2 separate regions of the Homo sapiens genome follow, and region 1 is linked to region 2. The links are chromatin loops, found by intact Hi-C in ENCODE. Cell type or tissue: MCF 10A. All regions are shown on one strand. Links, peaks and the distances in the headings refer to the core of each region. The heading gives the core; the rest is flanking DNA.

Region 1 (10,783 bases), core at 2,157-7,156, 890 kb before region 2:
ATATATAAATACTTACACCTCTTAGTTTTCATTTGGCTAATTTGCCCTTATTTTACTCTGCACTTAAAAATTATACTCCTTGGTTGTAAACTTCTAGATTTGCAGTTATATTCTTTCTCTGCTTTGAAGATAACATTTTGCTGTCTTCTGGCTTATGTTGTTGCTGTTGAGAAGTCACCTGTTAGTTTAAATGCTATTCCTTTCAAGGTACTGTGTGTGCTCTAAATTTTGTTTGTTTTCTGGAATTATTATTATTTTAAATTTAACCCTGTTTGGCTTACTGAATTTGTAGGTTGGTATTTTATGATATTCTCTGTAGGTATTTGGCCTCTGCTTCAATCTAGTCCTTCTGGTACTCTCATGAATCCCATGAGTGAATCTCTCATTCTTCTCTCTCTATAACTTCCATGAATTGTAGGCTACATTTAGGCCTTTCTATCCTTATGTATTTCAGGTGTATGTTTCACTGTGTTGCACTCCGGATAATTTCTTATGACCTTTCTTTCACTTCATTCTTTCTTTTTTGAGACAGGTGGAATGCAGTGGCGCAATCTCAGCTCACTGCAACCTCTACCTCCTGGGTTCAAGCAGCTCCCCTACTGCAGCCTCCCGAGTATCTGGGACTACAGGGGTGTGCCACCACACCTGGCTGATTTTTGTATTTTTTGTAGAGATGGGATTTTGGTATGTTGCCCAGGCTGTTCTTAAACTTTGGAGCTCAAAGTTTAAGCTCAAAAGGCCTGCCTTGGCCTCCCAAATGTGCTGGGATTACAGGCGTGAGCAATCCCACCTGGCCTTTAATGGTTTTTCGTATCTGCGAATACATTGACCTGTTGAATTTTCAATTTCAGTAATTGTATTTTTTCATTTTTAGAAGTTCTATTTAAAAAAAATCTTCTAGTTTAGTCTTTATAATTTTTTTTGTTTCCTGTAGATATTTTTGGAATTGTCTTTTATTTCTTTAAGATTATAGTAGTTTTACAGTCTTTGATAGACACAAAAATTGTGTCTGTTTTTGTTGTGTGGTATTTCTGCTGGTTCTCCCTCATAGTTGCTTGGTTATTTTTGACTTGATACTTGCTCATTGTTCTAGAAACATCATAGTGGGGATTCTTTGATACTTAGGATGAAGGCACCCTTCTCTAGGCAGGACTTGGATTTACTTATGTTAGGTGCTTGGGGCTGTTATTAACCAGGGGTCTGTGAGTTCATGTTTTGAGATTCTCTGGGCCACTTAGGTCATGTCAGCCCCAGCAAGTGTGCAGGCCCATGGCCAAAACTAATTACCTGTTCCTTCCCTGTATTCATGTTGCCTTTCTCTGTTTAGCACCAAGGCAGCCTTCTCAGCGGTTCCCTCTAGGGGGTGGGGCTGGGGAAAAGAGGTGTTCATTTCTAGTTTACCCTCTCCTTTGCAGGTATATCTTCTTTGGGTAGGGTGGTGGCCTACATTAATGTCAGGAGAGTTTCCTATTTGACTGTCTGCCTTGATATGTTCAGATTTACTTCTGTTCCCCTTGCCCTATAAGACCATCAAAACTGAATCCCACATTTGTCAGAAATGAAAAATGCTTTCAGAGTATAAGTAGCTATAATGTCCCAGTGTTCCCACTTACTTCCCTGGATTCCTATTTTCTCTTAGGTTTTAGTTTGAGTACTTTGTGGTGCTTTTAAAAAGTATTTATTTTTTATTTTTCTCTAGCTTACTATTATTATTATTATTTTTAGTTGGAGGGTTAGGACAAATAACAAAGCTTGCCACTGAGGAAATGAAAGTAAAAATAAGTTTTGTTTTTCTAAAAATAATTTGGGGAAATGTTCAATAGAGTGATTTTCATTAAATGGTAAAGTAAATTACTATAAATTAGGAGGTAGTTACAAATTTTGGTTGGTGGGGAAGGTTACCATTTATGTTTGTTAAGAATGTTTATATCTATTTTTTGGTTTGCATCTAATAGTTTTCTTGTTTCAGGGGTAGAAATATTTCTGTCATGGCTCATTCAAAGACTAGGACCAATGATGGAAAAATTACATATCCGCCTGGGGTCAAGGAAATATCAGATAAAATATCTAAAGAGGAGATGGTGAGACGATTAAAGGTGAGTAAAATTCTATTCTTTTTTACATCTGTGTAGGGCAGAGGTCCCCTGTGGAAATCACATGGGGCTATAATGTATCTTGTTGGGGTAACTTAAAAAAGCAAAGCAAAGCAGCAAATGGCATAGAAAAGATCTAAGGGAGTAGAGTATATAAGGTACAGTGGGGATTATTTGGCTATGATTAAAGGGACAGCAATTAGGTGAAGCTTAGATTTTCTAGGATCTCCTATACTTGGGTATAAAGAACAAGTCTACAATACTCATATTCCTTATTGTCTATACAAAGTTGTCTCCTTTCTTCTATATAGTTTCTAAAGACAACCACTTTAAGGGAGTTTTAGGTCTTTATACTGAGTAATTAGGCTGTGTACTACTTTCTTGTAAGTTATTTTCAAAGTAGGTCAAAGGGCTTCACTTTAAGCTTCTTCCTCTGCTTCTGACATGTAGTAATGAATCAAGATTGCTGGTGAACTTCTATGGATGAGGCTAGGGCCTCTTCATATGTGTTTGAATAATATTTTCACCTTTTCCTTTAGGGTGGTGGTGATCTCTGTAATTGTTAAAATGGATAAAGAAGCATAGTGTTCAAGGAGAATGTTAAGCTGGTCTATTAGTTAGTTTAGATGGTCTTTATTTTTGAGCATTTCCGATCGAGGTTGTATCTACCTAGATATTTATGTTGCTTGATATATTATTATTTATCTGGATGTCAGGGCTGAAAAATGTTCCCAAATTAATCATTGAAGATCCAGGGGCTTAAAAACAAATACTCTTCTTTATTGCTACATGGTGTATAGAATTTTTATAAAGAGAAAAAGATGCTAATACTATCATAAATTTCACATAAAGTCTTAATATTGTACATGTATGTGTTTATACTTAAAGTATCAGAATGTCAGATATCAGATGTTTATTCAAAGGAAAATCATCTTTGAGCAGATTAAATTTACTAATAGGTGGATATTTTATCTAGTTGGGAACTGGTGTGTATTTTATTAAGAATAGTCAAGCTATGAATCCCTTCTATATATGACATGTTTCATTTTCTATGTATTTACCTTCTCTTGACCTATTGCATTTTTAGAGAAACTAATACATTTATTACCTTATATTTGTTTATACTAAGTGAGCATTCCTGTTGTTTGTTGAGAAACTAATCTTGAACTCAGAGCCTACACTTAAAACTGATCAGCATTAGTGTCTTTTAGAGATGTTATTTTCTCAGATTTCTTTCCTAATTTGGAGGACTCATGAGTTATTAATGAGTTTTATAACAGCATTTGAGTTGTAGACAGTAGTGAGGAATTCCCATTTTCTGGACCTTGAACAAACTTTGTGGTTATTGTTGGTGGAATGATTGCCTCAGTACTCATATTTAATGTTTGTAATATGCTTTCATTATTTTGTAGACATTTATGTCTAGCAGTAATCCAGTTATACTTTTTTCTCATTTATTTTCCTAATTTATAGTTCCATTTTTAGCATCCTCCTTCTTAGAAAAATATGAAAAAATTATGTAGGATGATATGTACAAATACCCATGTAAGTTTTATACATTATAACAATTTGTTAACGTGTAAGGTGATACTGTTTATAAAATTTTTTTTCCTGTAACATTTTATTCAAAATATGCTTAATCTCTTATCTTTTGTTAAGAGAGCTACAGAAATAAATAGTTACATGCATGCAGTTCTTTTTTACCCTTTGTGGTTTTTCCTAAACATATAGGCAATCAAAGCATAAATCTTAAAAGTAATAAAATAAAAAAGCTAAAAGACCCAGACATCATACCCTTAATCTAAATGTAGTGCCAGGTTGCAAGGATTAGTCTACTGTTGGTTCTGGTATCTGGCATAATAGAACTGAGAGGCTGCTCTGTGAGGAGCAGTGTTTTCCACAGCTGCTCTGAGAATTCAGTAGAAATCGAGCCATTTGTTACTCAGAAGTCTAGCTGGATGGCAAGTGGAAATCGTTGCAGCATAAAGGACCAAGACATTTAACATTGATACTTTGTGGCCAGCCCCACTTGTTGCCTAGTATTTGCAGCACCACCTAGTGGATGCTGGATGGTCACCTTTCCATTGGAGTTGTATTTAAATGTCAGTTCCTGTCAAGTTAGGCAATTTTGTTTCATTTAAAGTAGGAATAGTGCAGACTGAGATCATCATTGTAATTACTAATATTGAAATCAGAGAAAGCTCTTCTGAGAATTCATGGTATACCATTCTATTTTCTATTCACCTTTTATAGAAATATTTTTGAAAAAAGAACCATTTCTTTTAGCTTCCTTTGTCTTAACTCACATGTGCAACTGAATTAATGAATTATCCACATCATATTCTCTTTTACTGCCACACAAGAAATATTTTGTTGGATGCCGTGGTAGATACTTCATAGTAGCTTTTCAGTGTTGAGGGATGCATCTTTGACATCCTTTCTTAAATAAAACCATGTGACTGGAGTGGTTTAATGACTTAAATGGAAAATTAAATTGTCATCTTAGGGTTTTCTTTAGGCATATACTTTTTCTTCTCATGAAAGGATTAGAAATATTATTTTTAAAAAAGATGGTATTCTTAAGGACATACTCCTTTTAGTCCAGTTGTACAAGTGAGACCAGAAGTTTCCACAAATATTCTATTGGAATTCTTCCAATAATGACTACTACATAAGGGCAATTTAATCTTTAAAAATCTGGTTAGCAGATATTTTGGGTAAATGAAAAAATATTTTAGTAAGTCTTTTAAATAGAAGTTTACTTTGTAGTTTTAGGAGAATTGTGTTCTCTCAAATAGAGACTTTCTGCAGAAAAATGAAAGTATATTCATTTGAAGTTAACCTTAGCAATTAACATGACCTTTATTTCACATGACTGTAGTTTTACATGGAGCATTTCATTATTTGATTTTTTATTTTTGTATAGATGGTTGTGAAAACTTTTATGGATATGGACCAGGACTCTGAAGAAGAAAAGGAGCTTTATTTAAACCTAGCTTTACATCTTGCTTCAGATTTTTTTCTCAAGCATCCTGATAAAGATGTTCGCTTACTGGTAGCCTGCTGCCTTGCTGATATTTTCAGGATTTATGCTCCTGAAGCTCCTTACACATCCCCTGATAAACTAAAGGCAAGTACTGATTTAAATAACTCCAAGATTGACCGATACTTTGATTTATCTTTCTAACTAAAATGGGAGTTAAGGTATTTAGATGATTTCCTTGGATTCTTTGACATTAGCTACAGTAATCTTTTGCTAAACTTAATGTTTTTTTTTTTTTTTAGAACTTATTTTTGAAAAACTTTCTGGTCTTGAGGTTAAGAAGTAGATTAATACAGTGTGTATTTTTTTTATATCATGTCATCATTAGCTCTGTTTCTTTCATTATAATTTTGGGGGCAATTCCTTTTCACTTTTGAAAATCCATATTGAAGACCATGGCCATTATTTAAAACATAATACCTAGTATAAACATGAGTTTATAATATATAATCCTCATTTATTTAATGGAAGGTGTGATATAAATTGTTATATTTGTGTTATAAATTGTGTTATACATTGTTATGAAGAAAATACAGGCCAGGCGCAGTGGCTCAGGCCTGTAATCCCAGCACTGTGGGAGGCCGAGGCAGGATGATTACTTGAGTTCATGAGTTTGAGGACAGCTTGGGCAACATAGCAAGGCGTTGTCTCTACTTTAAAAAAAAAAAAAAAAAAAAAAAGGAAATTAGCCTTGTGTGGTACTGTGCACCTGTAATCCCATAACTACTTGGGAAGCTGAGGTGGGAGGAGTGCTTGAACCCCCGGGGGGCGGAGGTTGCAGTGAGCCAAAATGGCACCACTGCATTCCAGCCTGGGCTGAGTGAGACCATCTCTATTAAAAAAAAAAAAAAAGATTCAGTGAACAAAATTTTAATGGAAAGGTACAAAAGACATGTGGTACTTGGTTACAGTAATTGTAAGTAAAACTATATAAATGCAAAATCTTTAAAAGATGAGAAGGGGAATAGCACGAGTAATCTTTTTAGGAAAATGCTGGTAGAAAGCATGAAGTAATTAGAGTTGTGCAAAAGATACTGAATGTTTATAAGGCAGATCAGGTAGGAATTAAAAACAGCAACAATAAAAGATAATTGTGGAGTCTGGGTGCGGTGGCTCACACCTGTGCACTTTGGGAGGCTGAGGTGGGCCGATCACCTGAGGTCAGGAGTTCGAAACCAGCCTGGCCAACATGGTGAAACTTCATCTCTACTCAAAATACAAAAATTAGCCGGCTGTGTTGGCACATGACTGTAACCCCAGCTACTGTGGAGGCTGAGACAGGAGAATCACTTGAACCTGGGAGGTGGGGGATGGAGTGAGATTGCGCCGCTGCACTCCAGCCTGGCCAACACAGCGAGAGTCTCAGAAAACAAAACAAAAAAAAGATAATTGTGGAAACTATGGGTTAGAGAATGAGTCCATAGAAAGATTATTAATCCACAGTGTGAAAAAATGGCAGGCAATTTATATTTATTTCACTTAATAAGTCTTGCTGTTACTTATGTGTCAGGAACTGGATTTACAGTGGTGAAAAAAACCCAGGCATGGTTCTTGGACTCATGGAGTTCTTGATAACTGAAGTGAGGAATGTGCTTATTTGATCAAGTCTACCACAATTCAAGTAGAGGATGTGCAACCTGTTTTGGGCATGCTTGTTTTAAATTTTGATTGGTGAAAGAATCTTAGGATGAGGGAGGTAGAGGGCAATATTTGTCATTTAAAGGTGGTATTGAATTGTAAGATTTGAGAATGGTCGGAGACTTAAAGTAGATAACATGAGCTGGTCCATGTAGTTGTATACCCAGGTACTAGCTTGATTTCTAAATGTGAATTTCTCATTTGGAGATACTTAATTGGTTTAAGGAATGATTCCATTTGTTTGATAGTGGCTGTGGCTCTCCCGTACTAGATGTCTTGTTGGCATTCTCATGACGAGGAAGTCTAACTTAAGACTGCTACTGTACAATTTATTTATCTCTCTTGGGGATCTTTCAGTTTGCATAATCAAGGACCTATTTCAGGGCTTTGGGGGTAACGAGAAATTCTCCCTAAAGAATAGCTACATATCTGTTCTGTTTCTAACAGGACAATTTATGAGAAGACTGTAAAAGAGCTGAAATTAGGGTCTTTGTGCATTATTCCCTAGCTGAAAAATGTTAAGTATTTGGTTTTTCTGATGAATTTTTGAGTCTTATTCTAAATGCCTCTTTTTTCTTTTTGGGGGATAGTACTTAAAATTACTGACTTTGAGGGTGCTTTCTAAATATTTAAGAGATTTCACTTCGTCTTGATTAGCGGCAAATTCGTATATCTGTATGTCTATATATTTTGTCTACAGTAGTGTTGTATACAGATTAGAAAATTGTGATATTTGAGCCTTACCTTTCCACTTTCAGTTAGTTATTGTCATCAGCAAACCCCTTTTATACAGTTGGCTTCATGTTTAGGCAGTAATTGGTGAGGTTATAAGTGACTGTTGTCTTTCCATCGCTACATAGGGTCAATATGGCGTGTGTACTCTTTCAGCAATCCAGGAAGGGTTCATTCATAGAGAACATATTTTCCACAGTACTACTATCAAAGTAACTTTTTTTGTTTTAAGTAACCTTTTTTTTTAAAAAATTGTGTTTTAGGTGCAGGGGTACATTTGCAGGTTTGTTATGTAGGTAAATTACATGTCATGAGGGTTTGGTGTACAGATTATTTTGTCACCCAGGTAAAAGCATGGTTCCCAATAGGTAGTTTTCCGATCCTCACCCTCCTCCCACCCTCCACCGTCAAGAAGATGCTGGTGTCTGTTCTCTTCTTTGTGTTCATATGTACTCAATGTTTAGCTCCTGGTGATAAGTGAGAACATGTGGTATTTGGTTTTCTCTTCCTGCATTTGTTTGCTTAGGATAATGGCTTCCAGTGGCATCCATGTTGCTGCACAGGACATAATCTCATTTTTTATGGCTGTGTAATAGTCCATGGTGTATATGAAATATTTTCTTTATCCATTTTACTGTTGAATGGCATTTAGGTTGATTCCATGTCTTTGCTATTGTGAATAGTGCTGCTACGAACATATGCATACATGCGTCTTTATGGTAGAATGATTTATATTCCTTTGGTTATATACCCAATAATGGGATTGCTGGGTCAAATGGTAGTCCTGTTTTCAGTTCTTTGAGAAATTGCCAAACTGTTTTCCACAATGGCTGAACTAATTTATATTCCCACCAGTGATGTATCAGCACTTCCTTTTCTCTGCAACCTTGCCAGCATCTGTCATTTTTTTTTTGACTTTTTAACAATAGCCATTCTGACTGGTACGAGATGATATCTTGTTGTGGTTTTGATTTGCATTTCTCTAATCAGTGATGTTGAGCATTTTTTCATATGCATGTTGGCCATACGTACATCTTCTTTTGAAAAGTATCTCTTCATGTTCTTTGCCATATATATATATATATTTTTTTTTTTTTTTTTTTTTTTAGATGGAGTTTCACACCGTTGCTCAGGCTGGAGTGCAGTGGTGCGATCTTGGCTCACTGCAACCTCCGTTTCTCAGGTTCATGTGATTCTCCTCCCTCAGCCTCCCCAGTAGCTGGGATTACAGGTGCCCGTCACCACGCCCAGCTAATTTTTGTATTAGTAGAGTGGTTTTACCACGTTGACTGGGCTGGTCTTGAACTCCTGACCTTGTGATCTGCCCGCCTTGGCCTCCCAAAGTACTGGGATTACAGGCATGAGCCACTGCACCCGGCCTGCCCTCTTTTTAATGGGATTGTTTTTTGCTTGTTAATTAAGTTCCTTATACCTTCTTGATATTAGACCTTTGTTCAATATATGGTTTGCAAATATTTTCTCCCATTCTGTAGGTTGTCTCTTAACTCTATTTTGCTGTGCAGAAGCTTTTTAGTTTAATTAGGTCTCATTTGTCAATTTTTGTTTTTGTTGCAGTTGGTTTTGACATCTTCATCATGAAATCTTTGCCAGGTCCTATGTCCAGAATGGTATTTCCTAGGTCATCTTCCAGGGATTTTATAGTTTTAGGTTTTACATTTAAGTCTTTAATCCATCATGAGTTGATTTTTGTATGTGGTTTGAGGAAAGGGTCCAGTTTCAGTCTTCTGCATATGACTAGCTAGTTATCCCAGCACCATTTATTGAATAGGGAGTCCTTTCCTCATTGCTTGTTTTTGTGCTTTTGTTGAAAATCAGATGGTTGTAGGTGTGTAGCATTATTTCTGGACTTTCTGTTATGTTCCATTGTTGTATGTGTCTGTTTTTGTACCAGTACCATGCTGTTTTGGTTACTGTAGCCTTGTAGTATACTTTAAAGTTGGGTAATGTGATGTCTCCAGCTTCTTTTTTTTTTTTTTTTTTTGCTTAGGATTGCCTTGGCTGTTTGGGGTCCCTTTTGATTCCATAGACATTTTAAGGTAGTTTTTTCTAATTTTGTGAAGAATGTTCTTGGTAGTTTGATAGGAATAGCATTTAATTCAGTAAATTGCTTTGGACAGCATGGCCTTTTTAGTAACATTGATTCTTCCTATCCATGAACATGGAATGATTTTCCATTTGTTGTGTCATCTGTGGTTTCTTTGAGCAATGTTTTGTAATTCTTGTTGTGGAGGTCTTTTACCACCTTGGGTAGCTGTATTCCTAGGTATTTTATTCTTTTTGTGGCTTTTTTTTTTTTTTTTTAAAAGACAAAGTCTGGCTCTGTCACCCAGGCTGGAGTGCAGTAGCACAATCTTGGCTCACTACAGTCTTTGCCTCCTGGGTACAAGCAATTCTCCTGTCTCAGCCTCCTGAGTAGCTGGGACTGCAAGCACATGCCACCATGCCTGGCTAATTTTCGTATTTTTAGTAGAGATGGGGTTTTGCCATGTTGGCCAGGCTGGTCTTGAACTCCTGGGCTCAAGCCATCCACCCGCCTTGGCTTTCCAAAGTGCTGGGATTACAGGCTGAGCCACTGTGCCTGGCTGGTATTCTGTTCTTGATTTGGCTGTCAACTTCAACATATGTGGTCATCATTATGTGGTGAATCACATTTTAAAAATTTGCTGAAGATTGTTTTATGGCTTATTATGTGGTCAGTTTTAGAGTATGTGCCATGTGCAGATGAGAAGAATGTATATTCTGTTGTTTTGAATGGAGAGTTCTGTAGATGTCTGTTAGGCCCATTTGGTCAAATGCTGAGTTTAGGTCTGAATATCTTTGTTAGTTGTCTGCCCCAATAATCTAATTCTGTCAGTGGAGTGTTAAAGCCTCCCACTATTATTGTGTCATTATCTATGTCTCTTCATAAGTCTCTAAGAACTTGCTTTATGAATCTGTGTGTTCCTTTGTTGGATGCATATATTTTTAGGATAGTTAGGTTTTCTTGTTGAATTGAACCCTTTATCAGTATGTAATGCTCTTCTTTGTCATTGTTGGTTTAAAGCCTGTTTTGTCTGAAATTAGAATAGCAACCCCTGCTTTCTTCTGTTTTCTGTTTGCTTGGTAGATTTTTCTCCATCCCTTTACTTTGACCCTATCAGTGTCGTTGCATATGAAACGAGTCTCTTGTAGACAGCATACAGTTGGGCCTTGCTTCTTTAACCAACTGACCACACTGCACCTTTTAATTGAGGCATTTAATGTGTTTACATTCACG
Region 2 (10,783 bases), core at 2,457-7,456:
AAACACCTCTGGAATTAAGACGGAAAGTCACTTCCATGTCTTCTGTGTTGCTTCTGATGTTTAGAAACAAAAAGTATTGACACTAGTTCAGAAAAATGAGCCTATCTTTATTAGCATAAAGACTCTCAGATTACGAGGATTTAAAAAAAAATGACCCCGCCTCTGAACCGTGAAGAACTAGGGAAATCTGAGTAAAATACAAAAAGGATCTTGAGAGGGCAAGATCCCGAAGAAGGGTGCAGAAAATTCTGCCCATATTTGACTCTCTTTTTCCCCTTACCTTATTCATCAATTTGGAAGTTGTTTCAGAGGCTGAGAAGTTACACAGATAATGGCAACTAAGAAGCAGAGAAGCTGAGAAGAGATTGCTTTCAGGAGTCCACTGATTGAGAAAATAAAAATGCGAGTTCAGGGCCCACGAAAGAGGGAAGGCCTAACACCTCGGCTTTTAGCTGGGACACAGAAAGGGTCACCTCAGGAGTAAGAAAGAACCTGAAATAGACGAGACCTAACAAAGTCTAAAAACCAGTTTGAAATAATCTCACTTCCATATTAGATTAAGGTGCTCTGCCCTTAGCCTAGCTTCCTAATAGAAGCAAAAGTAAATCCTACAAATACTTCCATAAAGTAAAAAACACCACTCAGAGCCCAGTATTTTTTTTTTTTTCATAAACAAAGACAACATTTCATAAAGAATTTCTGGGCATACCAGGAAACAGAAGAAAAAGATAATGGAAACAAGATCCACAGATGATCCAAATACTGGAGTTAATGGGCACAAACTATTTAATTTTTTTTTTTTTTTTGAGACGGAGTCTGGCTCTGTGACCCAGGCTGGAGTGCAGTGTTATAATCTCGGCTCACTGCAAGCTCCGCCTCCCGGGTTCACACCATTCTCCTGCCTCAGCCTCCTGAGTAGCTGGGACTACAGGTGCCTGCCACCATGCCGGACTAATTTTTTGTATATTTAGTAGAGACGGGGTTTCACCGTGTTTGCCAGGATGGTCTCAATCTCCTGACCTTGTGATCCGCCCACCTCTGCCTCCCAAAGTGCTGGGATTATAGGCGTGAGCCACTGCGCCCGGCCTTGCATTTATTAATACTAGAGACGTAGAATCTATGCATAAGAAAATTCTAGAACTAAAATAAAATGATTCAACAACTGAAAACTTAAACTAAAAAAATACACTTAGAATAAAAACCATGAAATGTGTTGGAAGAAACTTAACAATGTATGTGCAATACCTGTATGCTGAAAATTACAAACAGAAATTAAAGATCAAAATAAAAGGAGATATATGCCATGTTCATAGATTGGAAAACTCAGTATTTTTAAGATGTCAGTTCTCTCCAAGCTGATGAATAAATTTAACAGAATCCCATTCAAAATCCCAGCAGATGTTTTTAGAAATTGAAATGACAATTTAAAAATTTATATTAAAATGCAAAGGACTTAGAATGGCCAAAGTAATTTTGAGGAAAAAAATACTTCCACTATCTGATTTCAAGACGTATAAAGCTACAGTAATCAATACAGTGTGGGACTGGGTTAAGAACAGACATATTTATCAATGAAATTGAATAGAATAGAAATTCAGAAGATCGGCAGATTTTTAATAAAGGTGCCAAGGTAATTCAATGAAGGATAATCTTTTTAACGAATGCTACCAGAATAACAGGATTTCTATTTTGAAAAATATGACTATCAACCATTATTGTGCCATACTAAAAATTAAGTGGATCGTAAACATAAATAAGATATATTGTGAATCTCAGAAATGAGAGGATTTTATGAACAGCTTTATGCTAATGAATATTTGGATACGTACAAATCCCTACAAATATACAACTTACAAACAAAAGCTGCTCTTTAAAAGACACTTTTAAGAAAATGAAAAAGCAGGCCACAGACTGGGAGAAAAATATTCACAACATATACTTCTGACAAAAAAGTCATACGCATAGTATGTAAATAACTCCTACAACTCAATTACAAACAACTTAGTTTTAAAATGGGCAAAAGTTTTGAACATATACCCACTTAATGGCTAAAACTAAAAACTAAAAATAGCAAGTGTTGGCATTTGATAAAAAGACCTGTCACCCTTTTAAACTATAGTAGTTCCCCCTTAGCTTCAGGGGAAATGTTCCAAGAACCTAGTGGATGCCTGAACCTCAGAGAGTACCCTACCCTAAATATATTATGCACGAATTTCTTTTTCTTTCTTCATAATTTCACAGATAGAAGACTGATTCTTACCAACCACTTGGTTCCTAGTGACCTTAGGTGATTCCTTAAGTCGAGAACTTTCACCTTCCACTTAAAGGAAGCACATTAAGGCTTCTTTTGGCATATCCAAATTGCCAGTATCACTACTATTGGGCCTTGGAGACATTATTAAGGAAAATATAGGTTATTTGAATCCAAGCTCAGTGATATGGTGATAGTTGATAACTGTGATAGTGGATGCTGAACAAAGGGAGGATACACGTTCTGGGAGGCACAGAGAGAGGCAGCATGAGATTTCATCACACTACTTAGAACTTCTAGCAATTTAAAATTTATATTTCTGAAATTTTCCATTAAATATTTTTGGACCTCGGTTGACAGTTGGTAACTGAAACTATGGAAAGCAATACCATGTATAAAGGGGGTTCCTATACAAGGATGTTTGATGAGTGCAGACACAAATAGATTCGATGGTGGGAATACACAAAAATTCTTGGCTTATGCTCACAATTCTTTTTTCAATAAAGTGTGAGGCAAAGTCATTAGTTGAGGAAGTTGATAATTTGAGGAAGGAAAAGAATGAGATATTTGGATTACAGAAGGAAAGGGCAAAGTCAGTAAAGCAAAGGAGTAGGAGAGCTGATCAATATGCAGAGCCAATTTAGGTGTGAGATCACACTAGTCCACCCAACAGTTAACAGGCTGAGCCCAAGCTCAGAAAAGATAAATGCATGCAGGAGTTCATCCATGGTTTGAGTTTTGCCAGGGAAGTGCTAAAAGTGAGGGATAAGAGTTGAGGATATTTGCAAAGGAGTCAATGCCACTATTTCTGAATATATGTGTACTCTTTGAACTGTGAAGGGCTATGTTACTGTAACTTTATAGTATAATGGTAGCAAAATGAAGCAATCCCTCAATTTAAGGTTGGTTATATACGATGTAGAGAAAGATGGGAAAGTCGAAAAAAAAAAGTAAGCAACTAAATGGGATATAGCCAAAGCTGAAGTATGCAATGATGAAATAAACTGATTCCATATTCCACACATTTGATTTTAGGGTCTAAAAGCTATTTTGCAATCTTCCAGATCACTCTTTGAAGACCTATTACAGCTTCAGCTCTGACCTCTTTCACGTGTTTTCTAGTATCTTCCAACATTTTCCCCTTTTCTTCCCCTTTGGATATCCTGCCTCCTTCTTGCCCTATTTCTGACCAATCTTGAATGATATTGCAATATCCCCCTAACTTCTACATAAACAGGTGCCATAGTACTCCTCACGTCACAGCAGCGTTTTTTCCAGTACCAACTACCCAGACTATCAAACGGTTTTAGCAAAAAACAATGAAATACACTTATTTGGCAATTTCGGACAATCTTTCTTATATCCTCCGGCCCACTGCTGTTTCTTTCAAAATATCTACTTAAAAGCCTGTATTCCTTTCCCTCTGGCTTTTACAAGGATTGTTTTTATATAGGCCCTGGACTGCAAAGAGCTTTGAAATCCAGATAAAAGTGTTTACCAAGGCTGAAGAAATTTTCCAGGAGAACTGAGCACTTTGCACAGATGACATTTTTGGAATTAGTTTAAAATTAAACGGAGCGGATGCAGATTCATACAGATTTTATTTCTGCAACACACTTGGTTGTTTCCTTGCAGCATCTAAAAACAAAGCCAATGCACTTTCAGAAACTACTATGGTCCTCCAAAATTCAAAAGTGAAAAAATGACAAAATTTTTCTTTGTAACACATCTGCACAAGAGGCTTTCCTTTAAAATTTGATAAAAGACCAAGGCCACACCAGAAAACACAGAATATAAAACTGTGTATCGACAAAAATTAAAAACTAAACTCCTTAAGAGAATCGCTTGCTAAAAAGTTTAAAAAACACGAAGACATGCTTTCTTAAATAATTTGAAAATGTTTTTGGTTCCACACGAGTAGTCTATTTGTTTGCGTGCCTTTTTTATTCCTTGTGACACCCCTACCTTCTCAGAATAAACACTGAAAGATGAACAGACCGGGGGATCAAGCCGGTTCACTAAGATTTAGAGGGGAAGGCTGGGTCCATCTTAGCACTGAGACCGCACCCAGACTGCATTTGGATCGCTAAGGACTAAGAAAACAGTACAGATCCAGTTTTACCTCTTATACCATTAATTTTCCATAAAGCCTTCCAGAAACCTGACTCACAGCCAGAAACCCAAACCCCGTGGGCGGGATTTAAAACAAAACCCATTACGCCACCATTTCCGCCTTGCCTGCCTAGCAAACGTGCAAACATTGAAAAAGACGCACACGCAGACCGCGCCTACGTCCCCAAAGTGCGCAAGCGCACGGCGAGACCCCGCCCCTCGCCCTCCCACCAAGACGAGGCGCGCGCACCAGCAACCAGGGCCCGCTGGCGCCGCCCCGGGTTTCCGCTCCGGGGCTCGTCGGTCGCCGTTCGGTTCCGGTTCTGGCCCCGCCCTCACGCGGGAACCCTCCAGAAGTCTTAATATCCGGGACCAGAGGCTGGTTGCAGCGCACATTTCCGGCAACGAGCGCAAAGGAAGGGATCCGGTGACGCCTCTTCCCGTCTCCCCAGCGGCCCAGGCTCTGGCTCTCGGTGCGGCAGCGCCATCTGGTGCCGAGTCTCCCGCCACCCGCGGAGGTGGCACGCGCCCTTCTCTCGGAACCTTCCAGAGAAACCGTGGCCCCTGCTTTCCTTTCTCCCGCCCTGGACGGGGAGGGACCCGAGTCTCCGCCCCGCCGAGTTCCCGCGCGGGAGGGACTTTGTGGCGACTCTGAAGCGGAAGCTGCCTGTAGGAGGAGCTTTACAAACCCAAAATGGAGCGGAAACTGTTCTTTCTCTAGTTTTAAGTCCAGAAGAAACGGCGTCCTTTTATTTTTTGCTTCCTTATGCGTTGTTGCTGGGTCATTCTCAGTCTTCCCCGTATCAGTTCTTTAATCTTTGAGGACTGGGACCCTGTATTAATTGCCTGGTAGGAAGATGACACGAGCTTTGTGGCTTACATTGGCCTCTGCTGTAAAAGCTTTTGTTTCCTTTGGCCTATTAAAGCGCTGTTGTAAAAGCCTGCTGTGTATGTTAGGAACCCATCGAGAAGCAGAATGTAGTAATTTGCTTTAAAATAGGCCATGGAAGTTTCAGAAAGGTAGCCTCAGAAATGCTCAATGTAGATTCGTTTGCATGTCACGTTTCTTTTAGATAATCAGAGAAAGGAAAAGTAATTTCCCCAAAGTTAGTAAAATCAACACATTTTCCTTTAATAATGTTCTTTTTTTCCTGTAATCTTGGAGTACTAACAGAGTTGTTCTAAATGTTTTATTGGAATGGTGCTGTGGATATCAAAATATATAATGAAACAAATTTCCTTTAGAGTTTAGATAGCACATGTTAACTTGACTCTTTGATTGTATTTCTCCTATAGTAATGCTTCTCAAACTGGAGCATGCATCCAGATTCTCTAGAAGGCTTGTTAAAACAGATTGCTGGGCCTCAACACCAGAGGTTATAACTGGGAGGGAAGGTCTGAGGATACAGCTGGATTAGTGTAGCTCTAGTAAAATCTCAGGTGATTCTGATGCTGTTGGTACTAGGACCACACCTGGAATAATTTAGAGTTCAGGATTGCTTTGTCAATAATGCTTTTTGCTGTTGCAGGACAGACGGTACTAAAATATACTGGTGATACTAAGCCTGCACAAGTTAGTAGTCCTTTTGACTCCGTGGATGGGAAGTAGTAAACTAAACCCTAGAACCAGTAGAGAGCTACATAAATGTTCACAGATTAAAGCAACCAGTTCATAGAAATGTATTCTGTATATGATCATGTGATAGAGGGTGCTGTAATACCAAGTATACTAAATATTTCAGTTATTATACAGTAATTGTTCTTTAGCTGTTAAATTAGAAATGACTAAAATTAAGGACAAAATAGTTTAAACAATCATACTAATTTTACCCTTTGGAAGATGCCAGGTTTTTTTCAGTCTTTTGCATTTCCTCAAGTTCCCTTGTTTTACGGAATTCTCTACCCCCAGCCCACTCCCATCCCTACCGTGCCATTTATAAATGTACACAGTGCTTACATTATAAAAAATGATCATCTCAGAACTTGTCTCATCTTTTCAGCAGGACTTTTCTCAATTCTGTCAAATTCTGACTGTGCCACTGCCTTTATTGACACAGTAATTAAATCACGCAGTGATTAAAGTGTGCTGCACACTGTAACTTTTGTGCTTGCTACAAATAGAAATACAGATATTGTTAGATAAGTTTATGTTTATGATAATCAGTTCCTAAAATGTAGAAAGCAGTCGGTTTTCTGGTCTCAGTTTTATTTAAATCACTGCTATTTTGTTTACTGGATGTAAGCTTCCCCCTCTCTGCTCTAGCCTGAATGGGCCTTCGTGAAAAGAAGAAAAAAAAGATTGAGAACAACTGTCTTAAAACCATGGTATTTCCCTAATAGGCTAGTACCATGTATTTGGATAATTACTGATGAATCATTTAAATCAGGGAAAGGTGCATGGTTTTGTTTTTTTGTTGTTTTTTCTCTTTTTTTTTTTTTTTTTTTTTGAGATGGAGGCTTGCTCTGTCGCCCAGGCTGGAGTGCAGTGGCCAGATTTCAGCTCACTGCAATCTCTGCCTCCCGGGTTCAAGCGATTCTCCTGCCTCAACCTCCTGAGTAGCTGGGACTACAGGCGTGTGCCACCACACCTGGCTAATTTTTTTGTTTTATTTATTTATTTATTTATTTGAGACGGGGTTTTGCTCTTGTTGCCCAGGCTGGGGTGCAATGGTGCGATCTCAGCTCATCACAACCTCTGCTCCCAGGTTCAAGTGAGTCTTCTGCCTCAGCCTTCCTGAGTAGCTGGGATTACAGGCATGTGCCACCATGCCTGGCTAAAATTTTGTATTTTCCTTAGTAGAGATCAGTTTTCTCCATGTTGGTCAGGCTGGTCTCGAATTCCTGACCTCAGGTGATCCACCCGCCTTGGCCTCTCAAAGTGCTGGGATTACAGGTGTGAGCCACCGCGCCTGGCCTAATTTTTTGTATTTTTAGTAGAGACGGGGTTTCACCGTGTTAGCCAGGATGATCTCGATCTCCTGACCTCGTGATCCGCCTGCCTCGGCTTCCCAAAGTGCTGGGATTACAGGCGTGAGCCACTGTGCCTGGCCCGAAAGGTGAATGTTCTTTGCCTTATTTTAAACTTTATTGTAATAAATTCACTAATGAAGCAGGCAGAGAAGATGTAAAGGACACTTCATTAGTAATGCTATATTTCATATACCTGCTGTATTTTGGGAGCATTATTGCTATCATTTGGTTTGTTGGATCCCTCCAAATCTCACGTTGAAATTTGATCCCCAGTGTTGGAGGTGGGGCTTAATGGGAGATGTTTTCAGACATGGGGGTGGATCCCTGACACAGGGCTTGATGCCCTCCTAGTGATAATGAGTGAGTTTTCTATTAGTTGCTGTCAGAGCTGGTTGTTAAGAGCCTGGCACCTCCCTCCTATCGATTTTCTTGCTGCTTTGTCTTGCTTCCTCGCTTACCATGTGATCTCTGCACATGCTGGTTCTCCTTCACCTTCACCCACAAGTGGAAACAGCCTGAGGCCCTCACCAGAAATAGCTGCTGGTACCATGCTTCTTGTACAGCCTACAGAACTGTGAGCCAAGTAAACCTCTTTTCTTCATAAATTACCCAGCCTCAGGTATTCCTTTATAGAAAAATAAATGGACTAAGACAGTTGTTAAATAACCTTATTTTGTTGACTAAAAGTAATTAGTATTTTATGACATTTATTTATTATGGCTGTTAACATTACAATTTATCCTGGCTAATTTCATCAGTAAACACTCTTATGAAATGATACTGTAGTTTACTTTCAACCAAGAATTGGTTGACTTTGATACAGTAATTAGATTAGGATTCCCACGTCAGATTTTCTTTCAAAAATAATTCCTATTATTATGTGGAAGCCTCCTTTTCTGATTTTTTTCTCTTATTTTCTAAGAACATAATATGTAAATGGATGTATAATGAATATTTGTGGCAAAAAGCATTTGTCTAAGAAGAATTAAGTTGATTCAGCTGTTAAAGGGGTCTTAGTTGTTAGAGCTTTTTGGCGGTTTATTTGCTATAATCAATAGACTTATTAATACTTTTAATTTTAGCCTAATAGTACTAATAGTCACATTTTGACTAACTATTGGGCCAGTTTTTCTTTGTCATTCATTGGTAGTTGAGTCTCTGTAGCCTTTATACTGCCCTATTTTTGGTTTGCCACATTTTAAATCTCAAACTGCCTATAATTTATACTGTTAGTCTTTGGAAATAAGTTTGAATTGACTATTCTGCTAAACTCATTTTAATGACCATGCTCCCTTGTGATGAGCTAAATTTATTTATTATTGTGTTGTCGTATTAATTTTTTTTTTTTTGAGACAGTCTCACTCTGTCGCCCAGGCTGCAGTGCGGTGGCTCAGTCTCCACTTACTGCAACCTCCACCTCCCGGGCTCAAGTGATTCTCCTGCCTCAGCTTCCTGAGTAGCTGGGATTACAGGCAAGATTAATGTTTTTTATTTGTAATCAATTTAAGCCTAATACATGTTCTAATAATTTTTGTATTTCATATATGGATAAATTATAATAATTCTTTTAAAGTGAAAGTATTGATGAGAGATACTTTTTTTTGGAATAGCTCATTTTAAGCCCCTGATACTTGATATGGATAAAATATTTTCAGTGTTTAATAAAATGTTGAAATATATTTAACTTTACTAATTTGAGCCCTGCCAATTATAATACTTTAGAAAAAGTGAAAATATAATAGTACATTTATAAGGCTTTTAAGTATTCACAAAATAGTCATTTCCCAGTAGATGTTTTTCAGCTCTTATGATACAGTGTTTTCTTTTTCTTTTGGCCATGTATTGATCAGAATTAGTCATTAACTTTACTAACAACTGGATTTAGTTTGTCAGCCTTGATGGTTTGGTTACACAGATGTAGCTATTGTGTCAACCCCACTGTTTTAAATATGTTCCTATGCCAGGTGAAATTTGATCCCTTTAAGCAAATTTCTGTTAAACACTTTGTGTCAGTTTCAGTAACGTTTCCCCAATGAACATTCCTACTGTACAAAATTTTACATATGTGTATTTACATATTTATACTTTTTTCACAAATGTGGGAATTTAGGATACTATGTTTGTAAAAATTGGGCAATTTTTCTTGAAGATAATTTTTAAAATTACAGCAAAACATAGGGCCCTGAGAAGAAGAGGTAAAATATATGGAAGAGCAAGTATGTATAGATAATTTTGTAACGTAACCTTGAGAGAAATATAGAAAACTGAGACAACATAAGCCAAAGGAAAGGAATTGGGATGTAAAACCTTTAGGGTAGAGCAGTGCTCTGCTGTGGTCATTTATGCCTTGGCATTAAGTTCTTTTGAATATAAAACAATGCATTTAGAAGGATTTTAAGACTATATCACAGTGCACTGGCATTTTCTTCTTCAATTTTCCAGGGCTAAATAAGGTAATTGAATAATAAAACTTAAAAGCATTTTTCATTTCATGAAGATCCAAGAAAAAATATTTCATAACAATTTTTATTTACAAGAAGGAAAAACATATTCATAAGAATCTTAGATGATTAGTAGGTTAATGAAATAAAAAGTTTGTTAGGAAGAAGGAATACTAGTTATTGAACAATGCCAATTTTTTCTATTTAAAAATATTTAAAATGCCATTAGTTGATTTATTTAATGAGCCATCAGCCTTTATTTTAGATTCACTATAACTCTGATCTCCTAAACCTGCTTTTCCTATCAGGTCTTAAATATTTCATCCCTGCTTTCTTTTACAATATAGTTTTTGGGAATGTAACTATCATGTTGATAAGTAATGCTAGGTGAAGGAAAAAGTTAAAACAACTCCAATGCTAGGCAGTGATATACCATAGAAAAATAAATGAGCCAAAGATAGGGGAAGTGATTTTTTTTGGAGGAAGAAAACAGAAATGAGAACAAGAGGACATGGATGACTGCTGAAAAACTGACCAAGTTCCTCTTCAGTCTTCTAACAGAATTTGGAAGATGTTCTTAGCATGCAACTGTTGGTTGAAAAAAACCCAAATGTACAAGGGCCATCAGTTCTTAAAAGTGGAATAGTGCATAGAAAGCTTATTGACACAACATAGCAGTTTGATGAAATGGACTGAAGCCATTTCTGTGGAGTGGACTCGTGGAAAATGTGATGCCTGATTCATAAAATTGTACACAGTTGAATGTTGCTATATAGGTAAGGTTTTGCAAACTCAGGACTCTCAGGAAACATCAAAGGTATATAGTTGGCACACTTAATTTTAGATATGTGTGATACGTTTGTGATTTTTTTTAAAAAAATATTTCCAGGAATGCTTAAGAAGATTATACCACCTCATGCTATAAAATAAAACTAACTTGGAGAATTCAACAATGTTTGCTGTTTTAATATGCATCTTACAAAGATAATTATAAACACTGAGAGTATTT

Evidence for each region. Peaks named below come from ENCODE experiments on the same cell type or tissue, not always from the same donor. Only the 100,000 strongest peaks of a DNase experiment are listed, where the experiment ranks them.
Region 1: a loop joins it to region 2, with 11 times the contacts of the local background. A loop is called at or near these places in 17 of 110 quality-filtered maps.

What each region holds. Positions count from the first base shown.
Region 1 is chr13:32,646,785-32,657,567 of GRCh38, forward strand. It overlaps PDS5B (PDS5 cohesin associated factor B), which reads left to right. Exons shown (of 35, transcript NM_015032.4): 2 at 1,970-2,096; 3 at 5,020-5,223. The coding sequence starts at 1,989. Among named protein-coding and RNA genes, the nearest start is that of PDS5B, 66 kb to the left of the region's middle. RefSeq lists a silencer at 4,118-4,207. In MCF 10A, for the core only: a CTCF peak has its summit at 4,150 (motif pointing left); a DNase peak (open chromatin) is centred at 4,137.
Region 2 is chr13:33,537,982-33,548,764 of GRCh38, forward strand. It overlaps a transcript of STARD13 not described here. Among named protein-coding and RNA genes, the nearest start is that of LINC02344, 210 kb to the left of the region's middle. RefSeq lists enhancers at 4,826-4,925, 5,026-5,135. In MCF 10A, for the core only: a CTCF peak has its summit at 4,850 (motif pointing left); DNase peaks (open chromatin) are centred at 4,570 and 4,830.